Linked DNA regions of Mus musculus: region 2 is linked to region 1. The links are chromatin contacts, found by POLR2A ChIA-PET in ENCODE. All regions are on one chromosome and are shown on one strand. Each heading gives the region's core, a stretch centred on a gene start or an enhancer-like site at or near the end of the contact. The rest is flanking DNA. Distances are from core to core; before and after follow the strand shown.

The links. ChIA-PET counts read pairs that join two places held with the same protein, here RNA polymerase II (POLR2A).
Region 2: POLR2A ChIA-PET joins it to region 1 with 10 read pairs in embryonic stem cell. The contact joins the promoter of Zzz3 here to the promoter of Fubp1 in region 1. POLR2A ChIA-PET finds 5 or more read pairs at or near these places in 3 of 5 experiments (Patski and embryonic stem cell).

What each region holds. Positions count from the first base shown.
Region 1 is chr3:152,208,123-152,214,356 of GRCm38, forward strand. Fubp1 (far upstream element (FUSE) binding protein 1) reads left to right here and starts at 2,300. Exons shown (of 20, transcript NM_057172.4): 1 at 2,300-2,578; 2 at 5,855-5,945. The coding sequence starts at 2,471. Gm40180 (a long non-coding RNA gene) reads left to right here. Exons shown (of 3, transcript XR_867759.3): 3 at 1-766. It also overlaps a transcript of Dnajb4 not described here.
Region 2 is chr3:152,393,310-152,399,630 of GRCm38, forward strand. Zzz3 (zinc finger, ZZ domain containing 3) reads left to right here and starts at 2,694. Exons shown (of 14, transcript NM_001080755.2): 1 at 2,694-2,829. Usp33 (ubiquitin specific peptidase 33) reads left to right here. Exons shown (of 24, transcript NM_133247.3): 24 at 1-308.

The sequences.
Region 1 (6,234 bases), core at 1,050-3,549:
AGAGAACCCTAATACAATACCCCTGTACGTAGAGTATGTTAGTTTTGAGTTCTGTACAAACGTTCTTAAATTTTTTTTTTTTTTTCCAGACAGGGTTTCTGTGTAGCCCTGGCTGTCCTTGAACTCAGGGATCCACTTGCCTCTGGCTCCTGAGCATAAGGATTAAAGGGCACAAAGCACCATCACCTGGCCAACTTTTTTCAAATTTTGAAAGATTATTTTACATGTTCAGGTGTTTTGTTTGTATGTGTATGTATGTACCTTGTGGGTGGTAGGAACTAAACCCTGGTCCTCTGGAAAAGTACCAGTGCTCTTAACTGGTGAGCCATCTTGACAACTCTACAAATTCCTTATCTTTATTTTTTTTGTTGTTGTTAGTGAAACATAAACAAGAAGGAGCAAAACTAAAGTGCTCCCTTTTGATCTGGGACTACAGTGATAGTAATTGGGCCAGGGCTGGAGCAGCAGGGTCAAAAAGTGCTGGACTTCATACACTGGCAAGAGTTAATACGGTCAAGAAAAGGCAGGGGCAGGGATCAAGGAAGAGTCAGAGGTGTGAACTCAGTGCCTGAAGATATTTTCAGTTATCACAATTGGTGGTGCTTAGGAGAGGGCAAGTAGTGGCCAAAGATGCTGCGGAGATATTGTACCATGCAAAGCATACAGCCAAGAATTACCCAGTCCAAAGTCTCTCAGCAGCATTGAGGATAAGAAACCGTAGTCTAAGCTGATCCCAAAGTATTCCATACTACAATACTCACCTTCCCGGTATGCAGTGTTGTAAAAAATGAGAAATGAAGGTCCTTTCAATATTTAGAAAAAATCTAAACGATAATTGGTTATAGGGGGAATAAATAAAACTCTGAATTATTTCAACCAGACATCTAACTAGTATACAAATCTAATTAGTGAATAAAAACATCAATTACTGATGAGTAAATGCTATTTGCTGGGCAAACTTCCTTAAAACGCGACTGAAATACTCTCATTAGCTAGTTTTCCTACATATTGCTATGATTAAATCTGTAGCCCAATACCTTTACTGTTTTTCTAAATCCACGGACATTCCTAGACATCCATGAACAGGTTAAACAGGTCAAACTGAGCTATCAAATGGCTAAGACAGAGCTGGTTTTAAGAAAATCATGCTGTTTGTATCTGCCAGCACCTGACTTAGTAACTGATAGTGGGTACTGGACACATAGTTTCCGGCTATCGGAAAGCCAAGGGAACATATTTCTCTCATTCTAAGATTGGTGTTAAGAAAAATGCTTCTTAGACTGAGAGGGGGGAAACGTCATACATTAGACAGTCCATTTTGCCTTTTTCTTAGCTAAACTGAGAGCAGGGATCATTGTGGCATACTAAGTATAAACAGAATAAAGGCCCAAGAACCCTCATTCACCGTAGTAATTGCCAGCATTAGGCTAGCATGGCTAAGACACGCTCAGGAATGGTCTGGAGAAACGTGGTTATTGGCATATATGACAAATATTAGAAACTGCCTGCAAAGCCAACTAGTCCAGAAATGAAAATTCAGACCATGACATTGATCTGACTACCCGCAGGGGCGCGGGGGGGGGGGTGGGGAAAACGCAGTAAAGCCGGTTTGTGTCAGGAGCATGACACGTTCGTGACATAAGGGGCACATGGTAAGACTGGCCAAAGACACGCAACGCTAGGTGTCTACATACTGGATGTGCAACACTCACGTTTTTAAAGGACAAAGGGCGGTCATACTTTCACCATCCGCTCGCCCACACTATTTTACATAAGAGACTCAGTAGGCAATCGGCTCGAGAACTAAGGGCCCGGTGGTCTGAGTTCCTCCCCGCTTGTGACCGGCCCGGGTGGAGACATGGGCAGAGGCAGCTCGGCGCCCCGGAGCATGGTGGGCTCCCGCCGCCGGGCCGCAGACGGTTCCGCAGCGTCGCCGCGGACGCCCCGCACGCCCCGTGCGCGCGGCCCTCGGGCTGTGCGGCCGCGCGACACTGTTGCGTGACGTCCCCGCCCGACGACGTCAGGCCCCTTACTACGGAAACACGGAAGGACACTAGCTAGCTCCCTGATCCGCGACGGCCTTTCCAAGTCCCCTACAAGCGCGGGCGGCACACTTCCCGGGCGCCACTGCCTCAGCCGCCGAGGCGAGGGAACAATGGCCCGCACTCGCGCTGCGAGGAGGCGCCCAGAGAGACCCTACTCTCGTGGGAGCCCGGTCAAGTCTCGCGATATTCTTCGCCCGGCGTCCCTTCTCTGTACCCTCCACCCCCTCTTCACCCCCCGCCAATCGCGCGTCAGCGCTGAAACATCGCGGGATTTCCGTCTGCCAGTCTCCGCCCCTTTACGGCACGATGGTCGTGCAAGAATGTGATAGAGCCTCGACGGCCGCCATCTTCTTCCTTTCTTAGCAGTTAACCGAGAGCGGCGCCTCCCTCCGCGAGGAAACGGCAGCGTGTGCTGTAGCGTGGGTATGGCCGACTACTCCACAGTGCCTCCGCCGTCGTCTGGCTCGGCTGGCGGCGGCGGCGGCGGAGTCGTTAACGACGCTTTCAAAGATGCCCTGCAGAGAGCGCGGCAGGTAAGCGTGGACCGACCGCGCGGCGGCTTCCCCTCCCCGACCCCCGAGAGCCGCCGGCGGGGCAGGTCCGGCCCTGCTCGCACTCGCGGCTGCCGCCCGAGGAGATGGCGTCTTCTCACGAGGGGTCCCAGCGGCTCGAGGCCGAGCCCGTTGTCGTGGTCTGAAGCGCCCCCCCCTCCCACGCGCTCTCCCCGAGCGTGGCCTCCACTTCCGCCCCGCGCGCGCGGCCTCGCCGCCCCGTGCGCCCTGCCTGCCCCGGCTCCCTCGGCTCCGGTTCCGCCCGACCCAGGCGCGTGGAAGGTTCTGGGCGCTCAGGTCACGGCGAGGGCAAGCCAGGGAGGGCCGGCTGCCTGGCTAGCGGTCCCCGCCGCTTCCCGCGCCGCCGAGCTCTCCACCCTCGCCGTAATTAGCCTAACGTTCCCCGCGGCGTTCACCAGCGAGGCTCTCCCCGGGGCGGGATCTGCGTGCGATCCACCAATCCTTTCCCCAGCTCCAAATGGCCCCGGGCCCTTTCTTCCCCAGCCTTGAGTTTGAATCTGCCTCTCTCTTCCCAAGTCGAAGCCTCCAACCTCTTTGTGCTACGTAGGGACGTACTGTTGCCTCGAATGGCAACCATTTTCCCAGATGAAAAGGGTTGGATAGATAAGAGTCCTTGCATTTGACACCCCCCCCCCAATAACCTGAACGTCAATGTCTTCAAGTAGCCCCCGCCCCCGACTTCTTTGTAGCTTAAAAATGTATAATGTTGCCTTGCCGGGTGGGGTGGTGCTCGACTTTAGTCCCAGCACTCGAGAGACAGAGCCTGGCAGGTCTCTTGAGTTTGAGGCCAGTCAAAACGGCCAAGAGGGACCTGTCTCAAAAAAAAAAGTATGTTATGGAATTTGCCTGTAAGGTAAAATAAACCCTTATGGCTCTGTTGTAGTTGCTAGACATGAGCAGGTTTTTAAAGCCAGCTTTGACTATACTGGAAACTTCCTTCAGGACCGAAAGATTACCGACTCAATCAAGGTTTATCAAGTCTACCATAATACAGCAAGCACACTTATCTAGTGCATAGATACTGAAAAAATATATTTATTCATACAGAGGGATTCCATGAGCAATGTGGTTGGTGTACATAGAAGTCAGAGGACAACTTGTGGGAGTTGATTCTCCTTCCATGTAGGACCCTTTGGTCAGGTGTAAGTTGTTAGGCTCAGGGACAAGTGTGTCTGCCTGGGCATCTGAGGAAACTTTTTGATGCAGGGCCTCTACCGAAAGCCTAGGCAGGCCTGAGGTTTAAGGCTTCCTGCTGAATTGTCTCTAGTGTAGGTGTACTCCACCTCTCGGCTTTGGAAGCTTTTTAAGTGTGTGATTTCTAGTCTTGTGAGATAAAAATCGAACACGAGTGAGCAGACAGCTTTGATGATAAAGTAAACCACAGCGGTTACATAAATAGTCACACTGTGAGGCAGGCGCTGTACAGGACGCTGCTGGAAAGGGATGCCTCACTGAAAGATGGGTGACATTCATATAGTGCAGTGAGGAGTGGGAGTCTGGCCAGCATAGACAAGAAGCTGCTGCTTGCTCTACAAAGATCGAGGGTTTCTGGAAGGACAGCTCTAAGAGGTAGTCAGCTAATATAGGATAACATAGGAGGAGGAAAAAGGTGGGAATGTGAGAAAAACTATGGATAGATTCCATTGTTAGCAAGCATTGGCTGTGATAATACAAGTGTTTATTATAGATGATAGTATCTGTTACACCTTTGGACATTCTGGGTATGTAGAAATTCCATCAGGACCTTGCCTGTGTAAGTAAGGGACTAAGGTCTCACTATGTAGTTCTGGCTGTCCTGGAACTCACTGCCTACCTCTGCCTTTAGGACTAAAGGTGTGTGCCACCCATGCCCAGATGAGATTTTGTTTTCAAAATGAGAGTCTTTCTGCCTCACCCTCCTGAATGCTGGAGTGACAGGTCTGCCTACACTGATCCTGGCACACTTACTTTTTCTAAAAATTATTTTCTTTATTTACATTCCTGCCCACTCACCCCCAGTTCCTCACACCATTCCTTCTTCATCTCCCCACCTCCCTTCCCTGGGGCCTCAAGTCTCAAGGGTTAGGTGGATCTTCTCCCACTGAGACCAGACCAGGCAGTCCTCTGCTGTTACACACACACACACACACACACACACACACACACATATACACACATAAGCCAGGGAACTTGGACCAGCCCGAGTGTGCTGCTAGGCACACTTTTTATAAGTTTGGTGCAACTGTGTCTTTGAGGATGAATGTGCGCATTGTTAAATTTTCCAAAAGGAAAATTTGAAAGTTGCTGTGGACCCTGCCTAGGAAGCACTAGAAGTAGATTTGCACTTCCACCTTTAAAACTACTAAAGAAAGTGTGGGCTAAAGTGTAGGAGATAGATGTTTTCACGTCATTACCTTCTTAGAATTATCTTTAACTCCAAAATTGGTGAGGGTGGGTCAGTGAAGAAAGTGGTAAATGCTGGTTTGGTTTGATTTTTGTCTGAAGTAAAAAAGCACAGAAATACAGTAGAGCAAAAATCAAGTGGAAAGCTTGAATTATTTCTGTGGGTTAAAATAAAAACATTACTTACACTTAATGTGTGTTTAATAGAAACATTGGGTTCATAATTGTAGCATGTGAGAAGTTAGGATTAGACTAGCTGGGGCTATAATCAGACCATGTTCCCATCCACCCACCACCCACCCCCAATGAGGGGAGAGTTGAAAGTTTTGCTTGGTCTTTTGAATGAACTGTGTACCAATTTTTCTTTTGGATGCTTGTAGACCTATTACATGAATGGAGTGTGAATAAGCATGCTTTCTTATGGATATTCCTTGGTCTTCAAGTAAACTCAGAAGTGTTCATAAAAGCTAATTGTAGAACATAGCCATAGTCTAAGCCGTTTTCCTCTCGTTCAATTGTACGTAACACTTCCCTTTTAACATCAGTTCCTGTCAGTCCCATACAGTGCACTTAAATACCTAAGATATAGTTTACAAATGCTATGATTTGAAATCAAAGGGTGGAAAAGATTTTGTTTCCAAATGTGTGGGTTGTTTTAAATGGGGATATAACATAAGTTTAATAGATCATTAACTATTTGTTAGCTCCCTGAAGTATTAGTGGTAGTTTTAATTATTCTTAATAAGTGAATCTTTCTAGTGTTTTTAAAAGTATATCTTTTATTGTAGGAAATTTAGTGCTGAGTAGTACATAAAGTATTAATACCCTGATTAGTATTCCGATTTTTCTTTTAAGATTGCAGCAAAAATTGGGGGTGATGCTGGTACATCATTGAATTCAAATGACTATGGTTATGGGGGACAAAAAAGACCCTTAGAAGATGGAGGTAAGTTATAGCCAACAAGAATAATTATCTTCCATGGTATTCATTTGATAAGATTTTCAGTATTGTTTATCAAGATGATTTATCAAAATACTACTATCTATTGGTCTCAGAAGAATAGGATTTTGAAAAAGACAGACCTAGAAAAGGTAGGTATAATTTGAATCTATTGGGAAGTATTATTGTAATAGAAAACAGGTTTTGTTATTTTTTTTTTTTTTTGTCCTGTTATAGGATTATGCTTGCTTTGAGTTGCACAGACTGTTAATGATATAAATAAAGTTATGTTATT
Region 2 (6,321 bases), core at 1,444-3,943, 190 kb after region 1:
TCAATAAAAATAATTCTAAAATGTATAAACTGAATGTTGAATTTATTTGATAGACTTTTTAAAAAAGGTGTAAAGTCTGTTAGTATTAATGCCTTTCATTATATCTTATTTGAAAGCATAAGCTAGGAAGTTATTTGCTATAATAACGTTTATTAAACTGTTTCAGAATGGCAGCATGGTGGTTGGCATCTGTCTCCCAGTACCTGGTAGGCTTGGCTGGAGGAACCTAAGTTTGTGGGCTGTAGAACAAGACCGTCCCAAAACAACAGCTAACTATAAATAAAACTTATCAACTGTGCATTTAAAAATGGTGATTTTCTAACTCTAGCACCCTCACTCATCCTGATGTCGGATGTTACACATGCTGAACACTATCTTACTTTAGTTTGGATATGAAATATATCCTGTGTCGAAACACCACCACCTGGGGGTGTTGTGAGGTGGCTGCACCTGAGGATGTCAGCCTCATCCACAGGCTGCATCTTGTCCCTGACCTGCGTATCTTTGTGCCTCCTAGTTGCTCCCTGAGGCTGAACAGCTTTTTTCTGCCATCATGTTCTGCCTTGTTACAGGTCTAAAAGCAATGGAGTCAGTTGACCATGGGCTAAAACTTGAGCAAAATAAATCTGTCCCTTGCTTTTCTTATTTTGTTATAAGGATCAAAGCTAACAACCACAATGCTTTTTATCACTGAGATATATATACTTCAACGCTAACATTCCTTCTAAGAGACTTATTCAAGTGTTTTTCAACCTGTGAGTAGGAGTGCTTATAGCTCAGTGGAGTGTTCTCTCTTAACTCTTTCTCTTCAAAACTTCATGTGACTCAGGCTGGCCTCAAACTTGCTTCGTAGCCTATAATTCCAGTACTGTGAGGCAGAGGCAGGAAATGAAGAGTTCTAGGATGTATACACACACACACACACACACACACACACACACACGGATGGAGGGAAGGGCAGGGAGAGTATTGTAGATCAGCCTTGACTATAGAAGCTTGCCTCAGCGAAAACAAGCTTCAAATCGCAATGCCTGTTTTGCCAACAAATGTTAGCAAGGCCATGGGTTGGGTTTCTCTCTTATGTTTACATATTAGTGCCGGGTGGTGGTGGTGCACGCCTTTACTCCCAGCACTCGGGAGGCAGAGGCAGGCAGATTTTTGATTTTGAGGCCAGCCTGGTCTACAAAGTGAGTTCCAGGCCAGCATGGGCTACACAGAGAAACCCTCTCTCGAAAAACCAACAAAACAAAACGTTTGCGTATTAGTGCGGTGGTACCATTCCCACGGAAGAGAAAGGGAAAGTAAACCTGTGGGGACCTTTATCGTTACAACCATCGTTCTCTTGGAAACGGATGACAGTCCAATAATGGCGCGCGCGTGCGTGCGTGCGTGCGTGCGTGCGTGCGTGTGTGTGTGTGTGTGTGTGTGTGTGTGTGGCTAGACAATGCTCCCAGCAGCAGATAAATTCTGACCATCCCAATAGTAGCTAGCCTATGCAGGTAGCATATTGCCTGGCTGGGAAATCGTGTTATTTTTATATCTCTGCCTATTGCAAGTCCAACACAGTTCAATAAAAACCATGGGAGGGTGTGCTGTGGTGAGGCCTTATAGACCCCACTACTAGGAAAATTAAGGCAATGGAGAGCAGTGTCTCTAAGACACAAGATGGCAGGTGTGATAGTCAGTATAACTATAATTGGTATTCTTTATTTTGGAGCAGATATTACTCTGAGTTGAATTGGAGACAACCAAATACAAGTCCACTTCTATGATCTAATAACTTACGAGCAATTGAAAAGAAACCACACTTACCCACTTCCTTGGAAAAACAAAACTGCTCCAGCTAAGGAAAACAAAGAAAGGCACTGAAGCCATACTGCACAGTTGCGAAGAGCCCCAGTTAATGGATTCTACCAGTGGACTTGGTATTTTTTGGAACACAATCTAATAGCCAAAGGGTTGCATGAGCGTCCCCACAGCTCAGAAGTGGTGGCCTATGGTGCTATCAACCCAGAGGAAATACTTATCCCTGTAACTGAAGGCGGGCATTACTTTGCTGCACTGCTAATACTGTATATTTGAAAGGGCGGTGTTATGGATTGAACTCAGAGCTTCACGTAGTTCCGGTAAGCACACGCTGAGCTACATAAATAACCAGTTTTCACTATGGGTTGAGCCATACTTGGTGCTGGACACAACTGTGGGCAAAAGCTAAGAGAAAAGACGCCCTGCCTTTAAAGAGACTTCATTCTTGGCGGGTAGTGCTGTTTAAAGGTACGGAAAATAAAAGCGGTGGAGAAGGTGTACTCTGGTGGGACTGCCGACGAGTCGCGGTGGAGCTGGGGAAGAGTCCTGCCCTAGGGAGGGAGGTGAGCAAAGGCTGGAGAGGTGGGCGCCTGCGTACTGAGCGGGCGGCGGCTGGCGCGGCAGTCCGGGGCGTCGTGCGGAAAGCGCCGCGGGGCCAGGCAAGGTCGGGACGCGGGCGGGGAGCCTCTCCGGGAAGGTAGAGCGGATCACAGCACGCAGCGGGCTGGGCCGGTGAATCCTCCCGCCCGCCGGCCGGCCGGGTCGGGATCGCTGCAGCGGCCGCGGCCACCAGTAGGTGGCGCGCCGAGCGCCCGGCTCCCAGCGTCTCAGAGCCGAGGAAGGAGGGGACCGGAAGGAGCCGCCGCTGCTGCGGGAAGTGGAGGAGCGGGAGGCGGGGACCCACCTGGAAGCGCCGCGGCGCCGCTGTGGCGCTTCCTGCGGCGGAGGGCGCTGGAGCCAGTGCGGCGGCCGACGGCGGCCACGCGGGCGGCGCCTCCCGGAGCGGCCCGCCCCACGCGAGAGGTAAGCGGGATCCCCGGGGCGCGTGGCGGGGCCGGCGCAGGGGCGGGAGCGGAGCGCGGAGGGAAAGGCGCGCGCGGGGCCGGAGCCCTTCAGAGCGAGCGAGCGCCGGGAGGGGGTGGCCGAGGCGGCGGCGGCGGCGGCGCCCCCACGTGGGCCGGGCGCGCGCGTTCGCGGCTGAGGGGGCGGGGAGGCCTGCGGAGGCGCCGGGCGCGCGCGCGGGGCTCACGTGACGGCCACGTGACCGGAGGCCAGGCCGGCTGAGGGCTAGCGCGGTCCTCCGTGGCGTCCGGAGGGCGGCAGAGGGCTGAGTTTGGCGTCCCGCCTTTCCTTCTCCCCTCAGACGACTCAGAGGAGGAATCCAGGGCGGGGAAGGCTTGCCTCTCCTCCCGTTTGCCCGCGGCCTCCCAGTGCGAGGACGAACCACACGTTCAAAGTCCCGAAGTAGTGATTAGCTTCCCCCACGCCGCCATGTTGGCTCCAGCGCACGCCCGCCCGCGAGATGCCAGCGGGTCGGTATCGCGAGATCTCCGGACTCTCGCGGGACCTGGTTGGCAGAGCGGTTGCGCTGGATGGCGGAGCCCCGGGTTCTCGGGGCCCTGGGACCAGTAACTCTTTTCCTGCAGGCAAGTTGTCGGGGAGGGGCCGGGGCGCGCGCCCGGGCGCCGGGAGCCTTCGTGCGCGCGCCTCGCCGTCGCCTGCGGCGGTGCAGAGCGGCTGTCGCGCGCCGCGCTCCTCCCGCCCCCGGGCGCCCGCCACCTGCGGAGACCTCCCCGCCGGCCGCTGCCCGGCGCTCGCTCGCCGGCCCGGAGGCCGCTGCCAGCCCGCCCCGCCCGCCGCCGCCCCCTCTGCCCAGTTACCCTCTCTGCAGACAGCTCCACTTTCCTGTCGCCTGTGGCTGCAGAATCTTCCCCCAGTCTCCCAACAGAACGCATAGCATCTCTCGTGTCCGGGCGTCATTTAGCCACCCACTTGTCTATTGGGAAGTTCTCCTCGTCACCCTGGCTGCTGACAGTAACTTTTGGCAGTGTTTGGGAGGCCCCCTCACCCCTGACAGTACCCGAGGTCAGAATACAATCCTTGTTCTGTACATGCTGATAAACTCACGTCGGTAGGGATTGGGGCTACCATTTTTGGTATTCTGGGGTGCCGGTTTTGTTTTGCAGAAAATAGTAGTGGGTTTGTTTTAACGAAAAATCCCGCTACTTCTTAAATTTGAGGTCGGTCATAAGTGTCTTCATGAGTCAATCACTTTTTTCTACTTAGAACAGCCACTCACAAGTCAGTTTACCATATTTGTTTTCATTTCTTTGTATTCAAAAGTATGGAAGCTACACAATCGGGAAACTAGATAGATAATTCATTCATAGTTATCCTGTCCGCCCCACCCCTCGCTCTGAGACAGGCATACTATCTGTATCCCCGGATACTCTAAAACTGACTAGGTGGGCCCGGATTCATGGCATTTGTTATCACAGCCAGCACATACCATTTTAAATTTTTTATCATTTACTTATTATGTGCCTGTGTATCTTGGATATTGTATGTGCTCAGCTCTCTGGAAGCCAGAAGAGGGTGTCTGATCCCCAGGATCAGTATTACAGGACTTTCTAAACTGTTCAGAGTAAGGGGTCTGAACTTTGGACCGCAAGACAGAGCAGCAAGCACTCTTAACCACTGTCTGTCTCTTTGAAACTACAAAAGTGTACTTACTACCTACAGAAAGGGAGAGTAAAATGCTCTTTATTCTGTTTTACAAACTTCTCAGTTTTCTACCCTGAACCTGATCATTTTGTGGTCCGTGCTTTGTCCTAAGTTGTCAGGGCTAAGTTGGAGGGCTGATTTGGTAATAAACTTTCATAGCATTTACAAGCAGCAAATTATCCACTAGATAAAATTATATAGTGTTAGATCTGTTGTCAGGACTCAAGTGTAGATAACTTGGTGAAAGTATCTAATAGCTCCAATAATAGAGCTTTTGTTTGTTTTTGCAGTGGAAATGTTCTAGGGTGCTGGTAGCTTTGCACACAGAAAGTTCTTTTAAAACAAAGATTTAAGGAAACATCAGCTTTATAATTTTTAATGCTTATGTAAGTACCAATTATGCATTCTAAACCAAAAACATGCCTATGGATGTTAGTTCTTTTAAAATTTTGACCCTGAGTTTTAAAAAGATGCTTATTTTATGTGTATGTGCCCTAGTGTTGTGGTCAAGGAGGCCTTGAGGGTCAGAAAAGGATTGTCAACAGTCCCTGGAGTTACAGGCGGTGGTTGTGCGCTGCTATGTGGGTGCTTGGAACCAGAGGATCAGCAGCAAGTGCTCTTAGCTGCTGAGGTGTCTCTTCTAGCCCCTCAGAGTAGTAGTTTAATCCAATCACTAGAACGATAGACACCAGTAGTTAATACAAACATCTGCTTACATTAGGAGCACTAAGTGTCATTTTTGTCATTACTCCTCTGAAAAAACATAGCAGTGGTAGAATTCTATTTAAAAATTCAAAAAGCCAGGCAATGTAGCTCATGCTGCGCTGGAACTTAGTTCCTCTAGTCCTCTAGACTTGAGAGGCAGCCGGCAGTCACCATTTCTCTCTTTACTAGACAGGGTGCAGTAAAAAGTAATTGTACATGACTCCAGTGGTCTTTTCTCTTAGCAGCCCTGGCTGTCCTGGAACTCACTCTGTAGACCAGGCTGGCCTCGAACTCAGAAATCTGCCTGCCTCTGCCTCCCGAGTGCTGGGATTAAAGGCGTGTGCCACCACCGCCCGGCCTTGTTTGTTTTTTAAATTAGTCTGTGCAGGTAGGAAGATTGAGGACAGACATGTTGAGTTATAATGTGGAGAAGATGAAAGGAAAATAGGCTGACAGTGGAGCTATACAAGTTAGGGATGCAGAGAGGCCAGGGTAGGCAAGTCCATTGACCTTGAATTGACCAGTTAGGAAAGAGTAGGAGAGACAAGTTAGTTGTTCTTTTGGGAGAGGGGCTATTTGTTTTGGGACAGGCTCTTACTGTATAGCCCTGGCTAGGCTGCTGTCTATATGCAGACTGTACTGGCTTTGAACTCCTGGCAATATTTCCACCTCTGACTTTAAAGGTTGTGAATACAGAGTGTACGATACCCAATTCCTAAATGTCTCTTAGACTGCTGTATAGGTCACCTTCAGATGACACTAGATACACTTGTACTGCAGGTCAGCAGGTGAGTGACATTCTGTGGATTCCTTCATAATCTGTGGAGCTGGATATGGTGGCTTATGCTTTTACACCCAGCATGCAGAGTGAGGAAGGAGCATTACTGAGTTTTAGACTAAACAGCTTTAATGACTACATAGTGAGTTCAAAGCCATCCTGGGTGATGAGTGAAACCCAAGGTCACATACATAGAGGAGAAAAACAAAAGTCAGCAATGGAAGTCACACTTTTGCAATGGTTTCTGCAAAGCTATCCACCTAAATTTTGCATAATAATGATTGGTTTGTTGTATGGGTTAGAGAATC